Linked DNA regions of Homo sapiens: region 2 is linked to region 1. The links are chromatin contacts, found by Hi-C or POLR2A ChIA-PET in ENCODE. All regions are on one chromosome and are shown on one strand. Each heading gives the region's core, a stretch centred on a gene start or an enhancer-like site at or near the end of the contact. The rest is flanking DNA. Distances are from core to core; before and after follow the strand shown. Region 1 overlaps DENND1A (DENN domain containing 1A). Region 2 overlaps DENND1A (DENN domain containing 1A).

The links. A loop is a pair of places that touch in the nucleus more often than their neighbours do. ChIA-PET counts read pairs that join two places held with the same protein, here RNA polymerase II (POLR2A). Pooled maps may share reads with other maps.
Region 2: a loop to region 1 is called in a map of Caco-2, with 6 times the contacts of the local background. The contact joins two enhancer-like sites. A Hi-C loop is called at or near these places in 5 of 168 maps with a recorded cell type or tissue (B cell, Caco-2, GM12878 and 2 more), 11 of 37 single-sample maps with no recorded cell type and 10 of 50 pooled maps. POLR2A ChIA-PET finds 5 or more read pairs at or near these places in 6 of 52 experiments (B cell, HCT116, HEK293T and 3 more).

Annotation. Positions count from the first base shown.
Region 1 is chr9:123,676,362-123,681,510 of GRCh38, forward strand. It overlaps DENND1A (DENN domain containing 1A), which reads right to left. Exons shown (of 24, transcript NM_001352964.2): 6 at 359-428. Among named protein-coding and RNA genes, the nearest start is that of MIR7150, 190 kb to the left of the region's middle. RefSeq lists an enhancer at 3,160-3,239. Within about 2 kb of position 3,235, at least 4 of the 41 ENCODE cell types and tissues checked have a DNase peak (open chromatin) inside an H3K27ac peak, as active enhancers do.
Region 2 is chr9:123,640,651-123,645,799 of GRCh38, forward strand. The region is part of intron 9 of DENND1A (DENN domain containing 1A); the gene reads right to left. Among named protein-coding and RNA genes, the nearest start is that of MIR7150, 160 kb to the left of the region's middle. Within about 2 kb of position 2,086, at least 6 of the 41 ENCODE cell types and tissues checked have a DNase peak (open chromatin) inside an H3K27ac peak, as active enhancers do.

The DNA.
Region 1 (5,149 bases), core at 1,985-4,484:
ATATGTGCCTCAGCAAAATTATAATTTAATACATGTCACAAACTTTCCGGGCTGCTTGGGAATATTAGAAATTGAACATTAACTCTGTGAACGTTAAGGGTCTATTTATCATTTCTTTAATGCAAAGAAAAACTTAAAAAAGAAAACAACCCAAAATGCTAGGAATATTTATTTTAGGGAAGGGAGTGGGGCAAATTAAAAGTGATTTTCTTTTCCTTCCTATTATTTTCTGAATTTCCCAAAATTCCTATAATGGGCATGCATCACTTTTTTGGTAAAATATAAGGCATGTTTTACTTTTTCATCATAAAAATTAAAGCTTATTTGTTTAAAAGAATTATTTTAAAAAGGTAAATACCTGTCTTTTTGTCGTGTAATCTGCCAGGATGTTAAGCAGCTTATAAAATACCTCGAACCAGGGGAGATAGCTGGAGGAAGAAGAGGAAACACATGAAATATTAGTATGCAGGTCAAAAACTTTAACCAGGATCTAATTCAAGACTGATACATTTCAGTTTTGCTCTACATCCTGAAGAGTCTTCCTGTCACAGACTGGTGGAAACACAAACTGGCGAAATGCTAATTATTTCTGAGAGTTTAAAAAATTGCCTGTGCAAGGCAGAGGATTAAATGTCCATTATAAATTATTCCCATGCCTCAGAGCTAGAACAGTTCACAGAGAAGAAATTCAAAGCCGACTCCACAATCAGGCACCATCTCTGAGAAGTCCCCTGGCCTCTCCCAGCACACCCACCCTTTCCAGGAAAGCTTCTATTCAGTTTCTCATGATGGGACAGACACAGACACAGACACACACACTGACACACACACAGCATTCCCACTGCAGGCATCTGCAAAGGGTCCCAATGCCCCCATGAGCCCAAAGCCATCCATGTTGCTGCAACAGACATTCTACCCATCACACACCATCTCTCTATCTACTTCAAGATGAGTTCCACTTCCCCATCCCCACTGCCCTCCACCAGGTCCTGGCCATTGCTCCCCTTCACTCAGAGCAGACTGGCTGCTGACCTCAGTCCTGTGGTCCACTCTGTGTGGCTTGTTTTTTGTTTGTTTGTTTGTTTGTTTTGAGATGGAGTCTCACTCTGTCACCCAGGCCGGAGTGCAGTGGCATGATCTCGGCTCACTGCAACCCCTGCCTCCCTGGTTCAAGTGATTCTCCTGCCTCAGCCTTCTGAGTAGCTGGGACTACAGGTGTGCGCCACCATGCCTGGCTAATTTTTGTATTTTTAATAGAGACGGGGTTTCACCATACTGGCCAGGCTGGTCTCGAACTCCTGAACTCAGGTTATCTGCCTGCCTCGGCCTCCCAAACTGCTGGGATTATAGGCGTGAGCCACCTGGCCACGGCTCTTAGAATGGTTTTTCTAAAATGCAAATCTCCATCGCACATTGTACTTAATTGCTGCAATGATGTCCGTCACTCCAGGATCCAGTCCACATTTGTTAGGATGGACTTCTGGGGCTCTTCACTGCCAGGCCCTTGCCCACTTTTCTGGTTGTCCTCTGTCTACTTCCTCATAGATATGCTCCCCTCACTCCTCTCACTCCGGAACGTCCTGGTATCTTTGAGCCTGCCTGGGCTTACATACACTGGGCCCTTTTCTCCCAGACCTCTGTGGGTCTAGTCTAGCTGATTTCTACTCATCCTCCTAACTGTCCCTCACCCCCTCCCCATCCCCACTTCATGTGCCCTAATTCTCTCTTTTCTGTGCTGCCCTGGTCATGAGAATGCTGCTCTCAGAACATTCCCCACATGATGCAGTCCTCAATGGCATGTCTGTTTTCTCAACAGACCACATGCAAACAGAGAGGAAGGGGCCTATCTTTCTTCACTTTGTCTTTCCGGTGCCAAGAATGGCACCTGGCACACCGTCAGTGCTCAGCGTTTACTGAGCAAATAAAGCCAGACAAAGACTGACGGCAAGGGTGCACGCATCCTATGGAATTGTTGAAAAGTATCCACACCCCCAAGCAGTTTTGCCACTTACTTTCAACGGCTTTGTTCTCTAGAAGGAAATTTTCCAAAGCTACATCTAACAGCAAGCGAGAAGAAGGTTGTACCAAGCGCTTGCCGGCCTGGTCATGTCTGCCCTGCTGTGCTAACAGAGTCCAATACCGACAGATATGGACACGAGGTAGCGCACAGATGTGATATCCTGCCAGGGAGAGGGGAATCAGCACCCTGTACAGATTACCGGCTGCGCCACTGAGGGTAATAAATGAAGTGAGAGGCAACAAAGAGAACAGATAAAGTGCACAGTCCTCTGTCATTAACGTCTGTCTAAAGCCAGCACATGCTACTGTAAAATTTAAGTAGCTTATCAAAATATACTGATAAGCAACTTAACTTTTCACTTCTATGACAGTATTATCACTTATGTTAATATGTTTCAATCAGCCCTGGCAGCTGCATATTGACTATTACATAGCAAATGACTGCTGCCACTTTGCACAGCATTTACTTTGGCAGAGTAATGTAAACATTCAAGAGGGATTAGGGAGCAGATAAGTTTCTCCTTTCCTATTCTGTTAAATAAACCTCGGCCGAGTTAAAAGCCATTATAGTATGAACGAGAAATCCCCTCAGAAGAAAACTCTTGCACAGATTAGACGACTCAGTAAACAAATTTGACCAAGGATTACAAATTTTTTTTTTCCTGAAAGCAAAATACCACTAGTTAAATCCAGCCACTGAAAGTCAGGAGGCAGGGGGGAAAAGGCAAGAAGGGGAAGTAGAATCTTGCAAGAAAACTGTGACTTCAAGTAAACAAGAGAAAAACTGAATCATTTTAGAAATATTTGGTGAAGTGATATGGGGCAGGCTGGGTGCTCTGACAGTTTAGGACTACAGAATCCATCGAAGTAGTTTTGGATGAGTAGGTTCAACTGACCAATGTGGCTTGGGCACAGAAGCTCCAGCCTCCAAGTTGTCACCTGCTGTGAGGATGAAGGAGGTGACGTGGGAAGGAGCTCCTAGCCTACTATAGATGGCACCCTGGTTCTCACACTCAGCCTCAGCCTCAGCCTCAGCCTCACCAAGTCAATTCTTTTTGGCTATGCTAAGCAGAACCACTGGCCACAAGAAGTTTTGCAGTTACCCTGGAAATCAGCCATTTCTTTCTCCCTTTGGCCTGACCGGACACAACTGTTCCCCACATGTTGTCCCCTGTACACTCACAGATGAATATCTAGTGATGGCAGTGTTAAGGTTTTGAAACCGAAACCCAGCTGTCTTCTTCTTCAAAGGGCCCCTGTTTTCCCCTGTTGGGAGGCCAGGGTTCACAGCGGAGCTCTATCCAGCGGCGTTTCCTGTCCTGCTTCATTAGAGCCGCCACAACAGCTTGCGCGGCCTGCTAGGCTGCAGGTGAGGCTGCAGGGACCCTGCACTCCAGTCTGCGTGTGTCTGTCATCATTGAATAAACAATCCTTCCCAGTCCAAAGACAGAAACAAACACTCTAGTACACTGCACCACCTTGGACATCTAACGGGGTGCGACCATCCGTGGTCCGCCTCTGCCTGCTGCCTTTGTGTGACGGCTTGAGTCCCCACTGCGGAGTACCACAGTTGGGACTATGGTGGGCTCTGTCCAAGGCTGTGGCACAAAGGGTCCTCCTGCACTCAAGAAAGCTATGGTCCTCATCAGAAAGAGACACACCCACAACAGAGTAACAGTTTGGGTGGAAGGAGCTGGAAGTCCTTCCCAAGTGCTTTATTTAGTTTAGGCTTTCGGACTGATGTAGAAGATGATCATGGAGCATCATCATGACCCAATCAGAAGACAGAGAAAAGCGAAAAGGAACAGCCTGCTCCCCAGGCACCTGCCTGGATCCAGGCTTCTCTCCCTTCTCACCCACTGTGGCTCAGGTAACTCTGTCCCAGGCTCTACCCTCACTCCCAGGCCTGAGAGTCAAATGGAGAGGCTTGTGTTTCATATGAGGTAATAAGTTTTAAACTTGAGAAGTTTCCTCCACCCACTGCCTTCCCGATCCGGGGTCCCACCGGCCCTTGTAAGGAGGGCAAGGGCAGGTTCTAAAGACAGCACTTATGGCAGCAACAGCCCATAGTCAAAATCACCCTGAAAAAGCCCTTAAATTACCTCCAAATATGGCGGACATGGTCTGTGTAAACACAAAGTAGTTAACCTGAGTTGTGGGGTCAGGCTGAATGACAGCATCCTGCATCTAAATCTGTCGACCGGGTGAGCTGCTGGCTCTTGAGCTGAACTGAGAGCAGAGGACTGCCTTTTCTAATCTCACTCCACTTGGGATGATAATCACTCCAACTGGTGAGTTTGTGTACACGTGGATGACTGGCCTTGTGTAAGTTCAGCGTGAATATAAAGGGATTCCACTTCTTTAAGTATTAAAACAGAAAACCATTAAAAAATTTTAAGAGCTCTCCGACACCTCTTTCTACTAGTTCAGTTCAAAGCTATGAGATGGGACCAGGCAAGGTAGGTATGGAAGAGAGCAGGGGACAGGGATGGTGGGAGAGGCTGACCAAGTCGAGGAAGGCAGCAACCACCTGGGAGAATGCTGGTCCACAGCAGGACATCAGACTCAGGTGAGGGGAGGAAGCTGTCCTCCCGAAGGGGCAACCTGGTGTTAGAGTCCAAGTGGGAGGAGAAGGGTGTCCCACTGAGGGGTCATTGGGCATAGTGTGCTGGGGCCCAAGCAGAGTGAGGGGCCTAGTAAGGGAAAGTCAGCGTCTGAGCAGGATGAGGAGGGAGTCTCATGGGGGAGGCCTGACTTGGAGTTTCATGACTCAAGGGGGCAAGGAGGGGTTAGACCTGGCATGGGATAAAGACAGCATCTATGTGGAGTGGAGGGCCTGACCAGCAATGGTATTAGAACCCAGAAGAGTACAAAGAACATCTGGAAGGCAGTTCAATGTGGGATGTCAGAGCCTGAGGGGTGGGAGGGCTTCCACCAAAGTGGGGGTCGGGGGAGGGGAGGGAGGCGAGGCAGAGTCCATGTGGTTGAGAATGCTGTCCGTGATAGGAAGGGGCAGCAGCAGCTCTGCCTAAGGTGCCACAGTTCAAACAGTAGCACATGCTACTGTAAAAACAGGGTGAGGAGGGTGGCGCTGTGTAGGAAGGGGGCTGCAGCAGAGGGCCACTGGTTA
Region 2 (5,149 bases), core at 836-3,335, 37 kb before region 1:
TTCAGCCTCAGGTAACATTTACAGAGTGAATAGTGCGCCCAGTGCTGGGCTCTGTGCTTTCATATCTGGATGGTCACCGGATCTTTTTAACCACCTTGAGGTAGGTGTGAATACTATCCCCATTTTCACAGAAGAGGACAGAGGGACTCCAAGAGGTCAAGTAACTTGCCCAAGGCCATATGGCTAGAAAGTGGCACATGGTGGATTAAGTACAAGGCGGAGGCAGAAGTGGAACAAAGCCATCCTGACTTGCAGTCTGATACTCTCTCCTCCACTCCTGCTGTCTTTTTTCTTGGGAAAAGATACCTCCAGCAGGGCTGTCTGACACATCTAGCTGGTAGACTCTGAAGCTATCAAGGTAGCAGAAAAGAACAAATGTGAATGTGCTCCGTGTCTGCACTTACCGATGATTTCATGGTCTAACCTCATATCACACTACCTTGGTTCACCAAAGTGACCACACTTTCAGTCTGCAGAAACAACACAGGAAATTATGAGTCCTTGCTCCCAGTGTCATAAGCACCTAGTAGGCGCTCAAAATTTCTTTTATGACAGCCATGTCTGCCAAAGTGGGTGCAGGGCTTTTTAAGTAGATTAAGATGTCAATGACTTAAATATTATCCTTTAAAATTCTGATTCTTTAAAATTCTGATTCATAAGAGTCATATGAGAAGCTATCAGTCCTGCAATCTAAGGAAGACACAATTTATTTCATGACTTGACCGCATTACTAAAATAATAAAATTTTCTGCCATGGCAGAAATCGGATGAATTTAATGAAATGGCAAAAAAAAAAAAAAAAAAAGAAACATCACCTGTTTACACACATGCACCCCAAATTACACCGGTGGACTGCACTGGTATTCCGTAAAATTACTGAGAGCCTGAACAGATTATACTCAGCTATGGTCCTTTTCTAGACTAGCCAAGGCCCCAGTCAAAGCTCTCCCAAAGAGAATATGGAAACAAAGAGCTTTTTAAGTGCCAGTCGGTACGCATAAACATCTTCTAAATGAACTTGATCAGTCTCTATTATGTCGTCTCAACATGAAAATGAGTCTAACGATGCAAAATAACAGCCACCAAAGAATAAATATTGTTTTTGTCTTAGAGAACTGTCTATTCACTGGTTCCAAATCAGGCTGTGTATCAATCATCCGGGGAACCTCAAAAAATACACATTCCATGGTTCCATACTAGACTTTGTGAACCAGAATGTCTGGAGATGGTGCCCAAGAACCTGCATTTTAACAAGTTTTCTGGGTGGTTCTAACATAATGCTAATCCATGGATCAGAACTGGGGAATCACTGACAATCTGAATCCTGTGCCTCATCCAAAGTGCTTGATGTTTGTTGAAGCAATGGGAGAAGAGGCAGGAGAGGAAGGTAAGAGCTAGCAGAGAGACCATGGCTGGTTGAAGTCACATCAAAGTGTCACAAATGAACCTGTTGATACTCTGTATTACAGAGTCTCTATGGTATCTCAAGGTTCTTCATTCCAATTAGAGTTTAACATGAATAAGAGAAAACCAATTCACACATAATTAAATGAAGAATATAGTTCAACAAGCAATTAATTATCTATACATTTTAAAGCCAGAGAATGCCCGTATAAGTAAAACCCACCAATCTTCTCTCCTACTTTCTGTCCATGGAAGTTCCTTTATTTTTTAACAGTTTTAAATATTCTCTGGACCACAATAAAATTGTATATAACGGAGATTAGAGAGGCTGTGCTGCTTGGAAGTTTGGCTGCAAAGCCTCTATTCCATGCCACTTCATTATAATTTCTTAAGGATTTCCCTCTTCACCAAAAGGATTAGTTTTCTTCTCACTTCTTTGAATACTCTTCTCAGGTTGTTAGTGTGAACTAGGTTACTCTCTCTCCTTTTTAACATATAAAAGATAAACACAATGTTCGATTTATTTTATTTTTTAAATAGAACACTAAATTTAGTCTTAGAATTCTCTGTTTGGTAAGTTTCCAGTTACAAGGTCTTGGCTTCCCTTGAGCACAGTTTGAAACAAAATAATGCAGTTTGTTCCTACGGCTGGAACATGCAGAGTGGAGTGTGCAGGCAAAGAGGCCTTGGCTCTGCTCCAGGATTTCAAAGCTCCTTCAACTGCCACTCTCATCTCTGCTTCAAGGGCGGCAGATAAGCAAACAGGATTAGTGTTTTCTAGTCCAGAAGAGCTAGGAAAGCTTTGCACACATCATTCAGGTGCTCAGCTCATCACACAGGCTGGCGTCAACATGACAAGGTGGCGTTCGTCAGGAAAGTAGCAAAAACGAAGCCAAATCTGAAAAGCTGCCCAGTCCACAAACTGGCCCTTTCTTAGGGCTCAAGACCAGATGGTACTCAGACAATGGATGCTGTCGGTGGGAGTGGTGGAACAGGACTGGGGCAAGGCTGGAAAAGTCTCCATGTTCCACTCGAATACTGAAACATCTCCTAAGGACCAGACTGTGTGCTGGTGGGGAGATGGAAGTATCACCCACCACTCCTCAGGCCACAGGGTACCCGGTCCTGCCCAGCTCCCACATGCCTGGGGACTAATTTTTGTTGACGCAGTTAGGAAGAAACTGACAGAGAGAGGGTGCCAGTTTATTTTTTTTGTCTTCCTTCAATGAGATACCATCAGAAAAGTAATAATGGTTTTCGGTTATGGGTGTAGAGGCTAATTAGGTCGTGGTCTTGCCACCATACAATATTTCCTTCTGAAAAGCATCCGCTGGGTAAAACAAATAGATGTTTCTCAGGAAAGTAAATATGCCTTTGTCATTATTTAACTGGATATTCTTAGTTGTCCAAATTTCTTTCAGTATCCCTAAATTATAAAGGGGGTGATTAGGACCAAGATACACTGCTCGAAGGAACTGCAACATATGAACCCTGGAAGGTTCTTTATTCTTTATTATATAGGACAAAGATACATAGCTGCAATATATGAACCCTGAAACCACAGTGAGTTACAGAAGATACGCCCCAGGGCTCCACCAAGGCCGCACTCATGGTAGGAATAGGGTGCAGGAGCTGCTGGGAGACAGCCAAGTCTAAGAAGGCATGGGCAGACGGAATGGAATCTGAAGTGTTTAAGGAAATGGAGCTGTGGCTAACAGACTGGGTGTGTCAATGGGAATTCACAGATCTGCCTCCTGTTTCCTGGTGCCTAGAGTAGTGTCAGGCGCACAGACAGGGCTTGCCGAATCTGAAGTAAAAAGCTTAGGTGTGCGTTCAAAGGTGACGACGACCAGGCAGAGGTTCTTTATATTATTTTAGATCCATGGCCAACAGGGTCATGCTAAGAATATTTCTCTAAGTACAAGTGTCACAGGGAATTCATGACAATGAAGAGTTACCAAGAAGGAAGTATGAGGCAGCAAGGATGCTGGCCTGGTTTTAATTCCATCTCTGCTGCTCATCTTAGACAAGGCACATCAACTTTCGGGGGTGCTAACATTCCCATCTGCAAAGGGAGAAGAAAACCCACAAGCTCCTAGGGTTGCTGCAAGAACGAATGAAAAAAATGATCACATACATGATTAGCATAGTGCCTGTCATATAGGAAATGGATGGCTCAAAAGGTTAACTTAAAAGAACTTTAAAAGGGTGGGGGAGAACGGCGGGGCTCCCATATAAAGTACTGAGGACGAATCTACTTAAGGATATTCTTACACATTTATTCTGTGAATGCTCTTTAGTGGTCTTGGAGCTTTACAAGCTACAAAAAAAAAAAAAAAAAAAAAAAACCTCTAAGTACTATACAATCAGGTCTTATTTTTCACCCAAACCAACAGCACCTAGCTCCACTAGTTACCTTATCCACCAGATTTGGCTCAGGGTATCTTTTTGGCTCTTTACAAGAATTTTCAAATTCCTTTAGTGGGGTGGCTATTCCTAACAACATGCCTCTGGCTCCTGTGACAGTTCCCGCACAAGGGACTGGAAAATGGTGTTAAGTAATGGCACCCAATAGACATAACCTGGTTCCCAGGCATGCACTTCGAAGGGGCTACGATTAGTTTGTGTGTAATCCCTTGATGTTTCTCCCTTTCCAGAAGCCAAAGCCTCCTTCCCCTGACACTGCATCATAACGACCTATATTCATGGCCACCTCTCCTATTGACTAGGACATGACCTTGGGCAAGTTATTCCGCCTTTCCAAATGGACTGGCTGTTCTGTAAAATGGGAATAATATCTATCTTCTAGGAATGCTGATGGAATTGTATTATCTCTATTAAGATCTTTGACCTACTTGCTCTCCATAGAGTTCCAAAAAGCAGTATGAATTAAGCTCAGATATGAAAATATGGAAGAAAAATGGGGCCTTTGTGCTACAGGGAATCACACTGAAGTATTTACATTAGAGAACAAGATTTAGTTAAGCCTTCCCTATTTATCATTTATAAAGGAAAACAATCAATATACATTAACTGAGCAAAGAGAACAAAAACTTACATTTTTCTTATACAGAATATCACAATGTTATTGACCGAGAAACCCCGAAATGCATATTACCTGCCTCTGAACTAAATATTGTTGAGTTTGTCTCTATTGACACAGCCATTTTTATAGAAGACAGCACTCGAGTGCTAGACAGCTTTTATCTTTCATGTGCTTGGTGGCTCTGAGGAGCATTAAGCCTCCATCTTATCAAACACAATTGAGAAGAATGTGGTTTGTCAAGTATTGCAGGCCACATCAGGATCTGTCAAGAGAGGTTCCTCAAAAAATCTCAGGCTGAGATGGCCTTTGCATATCCCCCTCCGCACCAGCCCCCATCTAAAAGATAATAAAAAGCCACTCTTAAGGAAATAAAAGGCAACAATTGGGAAACTTTCAAATTCTGAATTTGAAGAGGTCCAAAGGTGTGAATACAACAGAAGTCTGCTCAGCTACGTCATCCCCAAACTCCGCAGAACCTCTCAGGATGCTGCCAACTGCACGTGACATACAAGGAGAACCCCACCTCCTCCAGAGAAGCTTCTACCAGCAATCCATGAAACTTCGAACCCAGTTAAGAATCAACTCTTTGTTAAGAAAAGCCTTTTAAAAGTCATAGTAATACATATTCATAGATTTCAAAACAAAACAAAAAGTAGTCAAGGCTTATCATGAAAAGGAACAGTCCACTTCACCATTCTT